Linked DNA regions of Mus musculus: region 2 is linked to region 1. A link is a loop called in an ENCODE intact Hi-C map of the cell type or tissue named here. Cell type or tissue: heart. All regions are shown on one strand. Each heading gives the region's core, and the rest is flanking DNA. Links, peaks and the distances in the headings are about the cores only.

Region 1 (5,623 bases), core at 177-5,176:
CACTGGAAGTCTACCTCATTTTTCATTCACCCAGCCTTAATTCGGGCCCTCGCCCACAGTACAGTGCAGCAACATCAAGGAGAATTCATCAGCAAATCCTTCCGTTCTAGGTGAACCAAGAGAACAGGTCACCCTAGTACTACCCAAGACACTGAAGTACAGCTTTCAATAACAACCTTTGCTACATTGTTTGTTTTTAGGCCATTCCTTTATTATCGGGAAACATATATAACCATATGCTCTTGAACTACATATGTACTTTCACACACACACACACAAACACACACACAACTTACATACACTCACATCACCTTCTGAAAATCCTCCAGAGACTTTTGATTGCCATAGATGTGTCCACTGGCAGGAGGGTGGGGGAAAGCCCTCTGCTGCATCTCAACTCACTCTTTTCTTGATCGCTCTTGATGGGTTTTTTGTTTTTCTTTATACACCCTAGCCAACATAATCACTTAAAGAGCTTGATGAATTGGCTCCTTTGTAATTTTGATTTTGGATATGTTCAATCATACAGAAAAGTAGAAGAGATGCTGCACTCCTGCCTGTGTATCATACTGTACTCATGTACTGTGTATTATATTTAATAAGTGCTGCTTGGGATCTGAAGTGTCCCCCAAAGGCTTAGGTGTTAACCATTTTATTCCTACACAGTGCTGAAATTGAGGGATTATTGTATTATGAGGGCTTAATCCATGGATAAATACACAGCTGAGTTCATAGCTGAACAGACCAGAAGGGTCCTGCTTGGAAGAAGTACAACCGTAAGTGAACGGAGTTGTGTCTTTGAAGGGTATTTGGGACCCTGGTCTTTTCCACACTCTCTTCCACCTTTCTAACTCACCCTTCTTCTAACCACAATGAAACGAGTTCTTCTCCATACGTCTCTCTCAACCATGACACTGTCACACCATAGGCCCACAGTGATGGGATGGAGTGACCTCTGACAGAAGCTTCTGAAACTGCACACCAGAATAGTTATCTCCTCCCTTAAATCGTTAATCTTGGACATTTTGTTACAGCTCCCATTAACATTTTGCCAGAACTGATCGGTGAAGGCCTTTCAGGGAAATTACAAGTACATTTTCTTTTGAGGGAGAATACTATACTTCAAATACCTCAGATATTTCAGTATCTCTTGTGTCTCTAAAGCTAAAGATTTTTATGGGTTCTTGGACTTCACATAAATTTCTACTTTCTATAAAAATGAACTGGGTCCCAAAATTAGTCTTTGAAGTATAAGCTGAAATGCACCAAAACACTCCTCTGAAAAAATATAAACATCGTCTCTAATATAGCCTTGATTATCCCTTGGAGTGGAGGCAGGGGGTATGGCAAGACAGGCTCTCACTATGTAGCCTGGTCTGGACTAGAACTTGCTATAAGACCAGGCTGGCTTCAGTCTCACAGGGGTCCTCCTGACTCAGTGTTCTGAGTGTTGGGATTAAAAGTGTGTGCCATCATGCCCTGCCATGGGACACCATTCCAGTATTTACAGGAAACATGACTAAGCTCCATAAAATCTAAACTGTGATGGATATTCGTTCTTTCCTACCACCTCCCTTGTGTCTTCTCCATGCCCCTTTCCATAAACTCTCTTGATAGACAACTCTTTCTTCTGTCCATTTCTATGCACATCTCCTCTGGACTCCTCTCCTCAAACCACATTCCACATTGAAATGATGCCCACTAGTATAGTACTCTCTTATAGATCAAAGTTTAACTTTAGAGATTAACCAGTGTGTAGTTTGGTGATTTCGTTGCGTAAATACTCTCAGCATGGCAAAATTCAAACTACCAGCAGGATCTGTTCAGTGGGTTTTGGAGATGAGCTAGCTTCCTTCCAAACAGGAACAGAGGGCATCTCCAGAGATAACGTTTTCTTCAGTCCAGCATAATAATATTTGTGGTGTTAGCAAGATACTCAGCTCCTCCTAGACTTGGTTTCCTCGTTTTTACACAGGATTTACTGATTGTTTGCATACTTCTTTATTGATTGTTGACCGTTTTTTTTTTCCATGCAGTTTCTAACATGGTGACGATTGGATGCGTGGCCACTAGATGGCGATCGAGTCATTTCTTTAGCACAAACCTTTTCTGTTACAAGTTCAACACTGAGCAAACCATAATTCAAATACACGAATTAAACTGGTGGAGTTTATTTTCCTTTCTGTAAACTTTTTACTATGAAAGTTTTTGTGTTTTCCTTTGAAATTCTCCCCGGAAACTCCAGATCCTGGCTCTTCTGTACGGCCATCTCTCAAGGCCTCGTATAGAAGCTGTTCTGGCTCCGGAATGACTAGTCCCCGGTGAGCTGTGGGAAAAAAATGTATCCAAAGCCACACCTGTCCCTGAGGGATCTACTTCGTGGCCTTTGCTGTCCTTCTCTCCTGAAAGAAGGCAAGATGTCCTCCATTATCACATTGCCCACCTAATCTGTGAACGGCGATCATAAATCCATTCAAATCGTTTTATAGATACAGATTGAGCAATGGTGTAAACCAGATATTATATCAGACACAGGCCAGGCATTCCACAGATGAAGGAAGCAAGAGCAAACAGTGCTACAGTGAAACAAGAAATTCACATCAACCAATCCTCCCTTGGTGCTGAGAGGGTAAGTGGACATCAGCTCCCATTCACAACTAAGAGACTATCTCCAAATGGCAACACTTACAAAGGAAAAGTTAACTTTTTTTCCAAAGGAATTTCACTGGGTTTACAAACCACACATAAGGACAGGCCTCACACTCATCAATAAACGGCCATGACAAAATAAACTCAATGTTTTTTTGTAGATATATATTTTTTTGTTCTTACTGGCCTTTTGCTTGTATATTATGGTTTCTGCTTCTGTGTTCCTATGGCTTATTTCTTCCTGTGTGCTCACATGTGATTGCCTGTTTGTGTGCATGTGTACTGTTTTATTTTTCTTTAGTTTTGTTTTTTTAGTTACAACTTGTTTGTTTTGTTTGTTTTCTAAACAGAAAGGAGAGTGGAGTTGGGTGGAGGGGAGGTGGGGAGGACCTTGGAGGAGTTGGGGGAGTGGAACTGATTAAAATATAAGATTTGACAAATGTGTTTCAATTTTTTAAAAATGAAGTAAAAGAAGAAGGGAAGCGATATCTGCATCAGACACTGAAGCAAGCTGAGTTACAAAATAAGCATAAGAAGTTATGGAAAAAGCAGATTCATTTACTCATAGAAATTTATGACAAGTGTGAATGATGTGAGAAAGCTGAGATTATTAAAGGGACTGCACAGGAGTCATAGCTCACAGATAGACAAAGTTAGGTCCCAGGCTTTTAATTAATTCAAACACAAATTCACATGGATAGAAAAAATAAAGACTTTAAGCCTATAAAACAAAACCGAGGATATAACTCAGTTGGTAGAGTGCTTGCCTAACATGAATAAGGTCCTGGAAGTTAGCCACAGGCACTGCATAAAACCAGGTATGGAGGTGCACACCTGTAAGCCCAGGATTTGTAAAGTGGAGGCAGGAAGATCATCTTCAACTACATAACAAGTTTGAAGCCAGCCAAGATTAATAGAAACTCTGCCTCAAAAGTTAATAATAATAAAGTTATTATTATGAAGTTAAAGTTATAGCCAAAGAGTTGGAGGTGACCTATTAAAGAACATTTCAAAAGCTCTAGCCATGCATGAGACAAAGACTGATTGGATTTCCATTGAGTATGCAATGAGTGACAGCAAGGGTCACTGGCTATATCTTTAAACAAGAGACAACTAGCTGAACTCTACAAGGGAATGTCCATGTCCATGTGTGTGCGCCCACACACACACACACACACACACACACACACACACAATCTACAGGTGGTGGTAATCCTGTGGGTCAGGAAACCATGCTCACTAATAACCAGAAATATGAATATTAAATCAGCAATAAGACTTAGCTACCTTTATGAACCCACAGCTTAATTTCTGCAGCTTCAGTTACCCTGTCACCAGAAGATAGGTGAGTGGTATATCATAAGATTTTTGAGAGAGAGAGACCACATTCACATAACTTTTATTTTATCACTAATATTTGCTAACCTCTTCTATGCCACTTTTACAAACTAAACTTTACAGTAGAAAAAACATAGTATGTATAAAGTTCAGTGCCATTTTTTTTTTGTTGCAACAATCCACTGGGGGGTCTTAGAGATAAGGAGACTATCACAACACTTAACATGTCTCAAAACAATAAAAATTTAGCAAACACTGATGAGAATGTCAAAAGGGAGGATTCTGCTACTGCTGCTGCTGCTGCTGGCTGGAGTGCCAGACTGCGTTGTCATTCTCGATGCACACACCTGGTGAAATAAAGCACTCACATGCCCTTTGACTCAGAGATCCACCCCGGGGAGGGTTCCAGGAGAAGTTCTGCCACCAGTTTATAAAGGGACACAGATAAGGTCTCCTGGTGTCATTGACGTCATGAGTCCACATATCCCCAATGGGGAGAATGGGTCAACAAGGTGTGGTAGATAACCAGGGTAAGGCATGTAGGAGTCTGAAGTGATTAACTCAGCATGTTGATAGCCATGTAGACAGTGTGGAGTGAAGGACATAAAAGGAAAAGCCAGATCTGTAGTACAACCATTTATGATTATAAAAAGCGCATCAGGTGCAACATGACCCTATACATTAAAGAAGGTAATAGTTAGGCCCAAGGTTAATATTCACCACAACAATGAGACACACTATGTGAACCTATGAGACACACACCAGCACCCAGGACATAAAATACTACAGAACTTAAAAGCCTGGCTTCAAGAGCAAAGGACCACTTGAGTTCAAGTCCTGGCTCTGCCACCAACTTGCTCTGTCACCTTGCAGGAGAAAGTCTCTCTAACCTTTTCCTAAATCTGTTTTTTTTTAACTTTAAAATGAGAGCTTTGCGTTGTAACTCTTCTATGAAACTGTTGTCAAGGACCAGTTGGGTTACTATAAATTATAAAAAGTCCCTGGCCTACTGGCTATTGTTAGCTGCTGGAAGGAGAGACAGTTTTCTCTAAGAAAGTATTGTAGCCACTGGTAAGTTGATCACAAGTGAAGAACAACCACACAGCCAAGAATATTTAGGCATCATGAATTGGGCTTGAAGTTTTACTTTTAAAGGACAAAATGTTGGCTAAATAAGGAAAGGGCAATGGATCTGGGGAAAAGTTGGGGGAAAGATGAATATGATCAAAACATACAAACTCTCAAAGAACTAATTTTTAAAAGTTCCTGGCTCCAAAGTGTTAAGTTTTATTATTACAATAATAATAATAATAATAATAATAAAAAGCACAGGCTCAAAAATGAAAAGAAAAATAAGCTCTTTGCTTAAACAACAAAACAAAAGGAATGGCCAGGCGTGATATACACCCTGTCATTCCCACCATTCACCCAACATCATCAAAGCATTAATTTGAAGCCAAGCTGGGCTACATAGTCCGCTATGATATAATAAGGCCAGTGATAAGAGAATGCAGAGATAACACAAAGTCACAAAAGAAAATTGTACCTAGTCAGGAGATTCACAAAGGAATTCTGGAAAAGAACCATTTGGGGCACAAGTTAGGGTCACAGTTTTGTCTATATTTGCAACAAATTA
Region 2 (5,623 bases), core at 152-5,151, 98 kb after region 1:
GGGACTGACAGGTAGGGCTGGGCTGCCACACATCCAAAGTTGTTATGCCTTCTCTTGGGATCTTGTGAAACGATGAGAGACAGGACTAGGACCTGTGGCTAGGTCAGAAAGACATCTGGACCTATCAGTAATGGGGCAGGCAGAGCAAGCTCTCTCGGAGAAGAGTGGGAGCGAGGGGAGGGAGGGGGTGGCCTTTGAGGAAGAGGGGGAGCTGAGTCAGAGCCTTAGGGGGCAGGGAGATGGAGGGGAGGAGAACAGGGAAAGAGGTAAAAGCAGAGGAGGGTCTCCATGGAAATAAACCGGGTCTCAGAAATCAGGCTTCCGGAGAGTGTAGTTTGTTTGTAATAATAATACGAATTATTCTCTCAGCCTGAGGTCACTAGGGCGTGTAGGCGGGAGAAATTGGGAGTTAGGAAGGGGAAAATTGGGGGGTTTGGGAGAGGACTGTACTAATGTGTTCAGCCCTAAAGTGGAATGGATGCGTAGGGTGGGGGTAGGGGGCGGTAGTAAGGCAGGGGCTGGAAGGAGAGGACCATTAAGGAAGCGCCTTTCTTCCCTCCCCCTGCCAAAGGTAAATAAAAAGCCGGCCCTGCTCCGCCTGCCCCCGCTGACAGGTGCAGGCGGGTCCCAGGGTTCCTAGGCGGACCCCACCCTCTGGGAAGCGGACTCCCGACCTCTCTCGGGGAGGTAAACCTCCACCTCCTCCCTGAGTCCACGGCTCTTCCAGAGCACCCCGGCCCAAGACCATTCCCTCCAAGCGTGGAACCCATTCCCTCCCGGTGGCACACGCTCTTCCCGCCCCCGCCCCAGAGGGAAAATGCACGTGAACAAAGCAAATCGGGGGGAGGCAGGAGCGACGGGAAAAGGCTACCAAGAGGGAAATGGTTGGGGGCAAAACACACATGCCATATGGAGAAGAGGGTGAAGATGGGAGGGGGCGTGCGGAAGAAAGTCAGGGATGAGGCTGGAGAGGAGGTTCTGAGAAGAGGGGCTGCTCCCGAAAGAAGGGCTCGGGGAGGCTCTGGCTACAGCAGAGTAGACGCGAATGGCCTGAAGGTGGAGGGATGGGGCCATCGGGAGTAGGGAACAGCGACTGAGCCGCGAAGGATGCTGTGGAGAGGCTACCAGGGAAGGACCGCGCCTGCGGGAGGGCGATGGAGAGAAGGCTATGAGCTGAGAGGGATGGAAGCCCTGGAGGCGCGAGGGCACAAGGATAGAGGGACCTTAGCGGATGGAGGGAAAGTAAAGGCGCGAGGCAGGGCCGGGCGGGCGCGGAGGGAGGTCCCCAGGGGCAAGGATGGGGATGGGGGAGGGGGCCGGAGGAGCGCCCCGGGGCGAGCTTGCCCCTGACCCGCGCCGGGCTGCGGTACCCACCCACAGTCCGCGAGCCGATGCAGCCCATGGCTCCGGGGGCCGCCGGGTCCCGGCCCTCACCGACTCGGGGCCCTCGCCGGGGGGAGCACCGGGAACCGCGCCGCCGCCCCAGCCGCTCTGCAGCGCCGCGGCTGTCTCCGCTCGGCTCCGCTCCCCCCTCCCCTCTCCATCCCTCCCCACGGCAGCCTCCGTCGCCGCCGCTGCCGCCGCCGCCACCGCCTGGCTCCCCCGCCCCGCTCAGCTCTCCGCGGCCGGGGAGGGGGCTGCTCGGGGATTGGCTGCGCGCAGAGCCTCCCCGCCCTGCCCCCGACCGGGCACCGCGCTCCCCGCGCCCCTCGCCGCGCTGCAACCACGTCCCTCCGCCTGTCCTTCGCAACCCCCGCCCCTGAGCTCCTCGCCATCCCCGCTGAGTTCTCCCGGGAGATGCTGATGGAGAATGTGGATAATAACCCGCTTGTCTCAGGAGCCCGGTCAGGAAGCCAGGGCCCACCCTTAGGATATGCTTGATGGACTTTGAGGGCTGCGGGGTGAGAAGGCCGAGAGAGAAAGTGGGGCGGAGATGAGAGAACACCCTGCTTGGCCTTGGGTACCAAATTCCGCAAACATTTGTTTTCTTCCTGATGCTGCATCTGGGACGCACGAATCGGGATTGGATGCTGTTCTGGTTGCCCGGCGTTTCACGTGCGTTGCTTTGCCCACCCAAACATATTGTGAAGTCTTTGCCAGTGGATGCTGCGAGATGCTTCCCTGTCCTCTAGCTGTTTTGGGATGGGTGTGGGGATGGTGCAAGTATTCTAGCTCTAGGCTTGGGTCCGGATGGGAGGAGAATGGGAATAATTCTATTGCAGCTGTAGGGAAATGAAAATATCAGGATCGGAAACCGGCCGCAAGACATGGCTTTAAATCAGAATTTAACTTTTCTGAGCTTTATGTGGATGTCCGGAAGCAGCAAAAGGGAGAATACTGCCCCCTGCCGAGAAGGGTCAGCACTACACCAAGGGCCCCATGGGAAAGGAAAGGGAGATCTGAGTTGGGAGAGTCAGCAGGCACTATTTCAACTGGCAAGAAGAGTCTAGAAGACACACTAGGAAGGACAAGGAGACCATTTCCTCTTAGTCGAACCAGTAACTGCAAACCTTGGGCAAGCGGGTCTGGGTGGTACCATTGACAACAATGGTAACAACAAAAAGCAAACACTAATTCTGGGCCAGCTTGTTTTCCATAGGTTTTTGTCTCTTTCCTGGGATTAGAGAGGAAGAGGGGCAGGAGGCCTTGTGGGTTTGAGGCAGAGAAAAAGGGCATGCCTTACACGTGTAAGTTTGTGACATTTAGATTATGATTGAGGAATTACGTCTGATGACATCCCAGATGAAGATATGGGAGAGGATAGATATTTTTGCTCATTTTGGTACTATAACAAAATTCCTGAGACCAGGAAGTTTATAAAGATTGGAAGTTTGGAGGCTGGAAAGGCCAAGAACTTAGTGTTTGCAACTGCTGCAAGTGTCCTAAGGGCTTTGATGCATTGTAACACTTCGAGGAGATGATATGATGAGACAGGATGAATATGTTAGCTTCAGCCTCTTTCATAAAGCCTCTAGTGCCAACCTCTGTGACCTTCACTAATCCTTACTATTGCTCTAAGACCTTGTATCCAAATAGCATTACCATATGAATTCAAGGATTAAATCCAAGTCGCAGATTTGAAGGGCCACTTGCAAACTCTATCAGAAACTGGCACTAACTGCAGATCTGGGAGGTGAATTTAGAAGGTCTGGGAATTTGATCTGCCCAGCTGCCTTCTGGTCCCTGCAATGACAGTTACTTCTCAGCACATGGGGCATTCTGTCCCATTCTCTGGATCTTTTGAGGCAAGGCTAATGAGTTCCAGTTTTCATAACCAAAGCAAACTTCCTGGAAGACAATTTGACAGTATAGATCATATATATATATATATATATATATATATATATATATATATATATATGTAAAATATTTAAAATTTCATCTGCTTTTACACTTGTTATCTGCTTAACATAAATTGTTCGGGAGGCAGAGCAGAAAGATTGAGTTCAGTCATGGCTGGGTTACGTAGAGAGTTCAAGAACAACACTGCTAACTTTGTGAGACTCTTAATCGCAAAAGGAAATTTTACAAAAGGCCTGGGTGAGCACTTGCCTAGAATATCCAAGGCCCTAGGTTCAGTTCCCAGCAACAACCGCAGTTCTAGTTTGCTATCTACTGCTATGATAAACACCATGACTGAAAGCAACTTGGGCAGGAAAGAGCTTATCTTACAGCCTGCAGTCCATGGGAAGTCAGAGCAGGGCTATAAAGTAAAATGATTAGTTTTTAGTTTGTGCTTAAAACAATACATATCCTTCCTGCCTTCCATCAGTTGTTTTTTTTTCTATCCAAGTAACTGATGGAATTTCTTGAGAAATACTTATGTTTTACACAACTCTACCTCAAACAGACTTACAGTTTGACCCTCAGCAAAATCCTAATATTGATTGGCTCATATTTGAAGTTTTAGAATACAAGGCTCTGGCAGAGTGCCCCCATGTGGCACTTCCTAACTGGTTCCCTTTGGGACAGAATCCCAAGGTGAAACCATCTCATCACTTCTCTTGTTCCTACTGCATGCCTGTGGCCCCTTGGGGGTACCTCTTGGATAGAAGAACACAACCACAGGTCAGTGGCAGTACTGTGTACTATGCAGACTCTTGTCCTAGGATCTATGGGTAGAATAAAAAAAATCCATTAACTTTGTATGGGGAAAAAAAAAAACCTACATCAATATTCACTAGCAGGTAACTGAAACATTTCCTTTACTTGAGCGACCCCTATAAGCAGAAAACCACAATAGTGTTACATCACCAATGTATCTTCATCAGCGGTCAGAATCACAGATGCTTGCATTACAGAACAGTCTTTGGAGATCTTTTTCTATGATATTCTTTACATTACTACTCTTTTGAAATCATTAAAAAGTATACTTAAAATTATATTTGCTTCTTACATTTGTTATTTAATGATTTTATTGAGAAGCAACAAGGCATGCACGAAGCCCTGGGTTTTGTTTTGGTTAAGGCAATGATAGTAATTATTTTATTTTGAGAGGTTTTTGAACATATACTGTGATTACATTTAACTACCATTTTACTCTATTACTACTTTCCCTGTGAACTCCTTTATCTCCCTAGATCCCCAGTGGTTATACCACTGAAGAAAATGTTCCCTTCCCCCCAGTCTAGTAGCAATTTTCAGCCAACAGCTCTTCAGGAAGGGCCTTGTAGTACCTTTGCTATCATTGATGGGATGCTGAAAGTCTTTTCTAGTTGTTCATAACTGCTGTGTGTCCATGATTCCACACACAATTCTTGAATCCTCTAGTTCTTGAGTTCTTTATGGCCACTCTTTCGCAATATTTGATGCTGTATATGGCAGCAAAGGCCTGTAATCCCATTTCACTGGAAGGTGAAGACAAGAGGACTAGGAATTCAAGGTTAGCCTTGGCTATATGGCAAGTTCAAGGTTATCTGAGCTATAAGAAATCCTATCTAGGGCTGGGAAAATGGCTCAATGCTTAAGAGCACTGGCTGCTCTTCCAAAGGTCTTGAGTTCAATTCCCAGCATCCACATCACAATTTACTGTCTGTAATTTCAGTTCCAGGAGATCTGACACTTTCACACAGACTACCATGGAGGTAGAACACCAGTGAGCATAAAACAAATTTTAAAAATTTAAAAACGAAACCCTATTTAAAAATAAGTAAATAAATAAGGCAATTATATTATTATATTGGGGATCCAGGCATTTAAAAATACTTGAAGCCTCCTTTCACTGAGAGTACGCTGAAAGAGCACTGAAACTCAGAGGATTACTAGTTCCCCCTGTACACATACCCTTCCTGCCTCACTGCCCAACCTTGGGTGTTTCTCAACAAACAGAGAGTCCAGAGCCCTGAAGCTTAACGATCTGTGTCTTTTGTTTCAATTGGGCATCAGGTTAAATTAAAGAGCTAAGAAAATCCGAGAGAAAGAGACATTCAAAGTCCAAGAACAGGCAAGATTAGTTCCCTGAGCAGGTAAGGAGGTGGGCAGAGATTCACACAGGGAGAGTCAGTACTGCTCCTTCACCCTAGCCAGGGGTGGGAAGGTGGTGCTGGGATCGGGGTGGTGTAGCGATGAATGGGTCGATGCTAGCAGATCATGGCATCCTTTTCTAGAAAGCGGAAGACAAGCT

Evidence for each region. A loop is a pair of places that touch in the nucleus more often than their neighbours do. Peaks named below come from ENCODE experiments on the same cell type or tissue, not always from the same donor. Only the 100,000 strongest peaks of a DNase experiment are listed, where the experiment ranks them.
Region 2: it touches region 1 in a loop (7-fold over the local background); 20 of 42 quality-filtered maps call a loop at or near these places.

Annotation. Positions count from the first base shown.
Region 1 is chr6:42,225,369-42,230,991 of GRCm38, forward strand. No RefSeq gene overlaps it. Among named protein-coding and RNA genes, the nearest start is that of Tas2r144, 13 kb to the left of the region's middle. In heart, for the core only: a CTCF peak has its summit at 2,059 (motif pointing right); no DNase peak of the experiment used is centred there; H3K27me3 peaks cover 12 bases.
Region 2 is chr6:42,323,068-42,328,690 of GRCm38, forward strand. Fam131b (family with sequence similarity 131, member B) reads right to left here and starts at 1,573. Exons shown (of 7, transcript NM_029528.5): 1 at 1,375-1,573. The coding sequence starts at 1,402. In heart, for the core only: a CTCF peak has its summit at 2,352 (motif pointing left); DNase peaks (open chromatin) are centred at 1,084, 1,924 and 2,354; H3K4me3 peaks cover 2,188 bases; H3K27ac peaks cover 778 bases; H3K27me3 peaks cover 1,909 bases.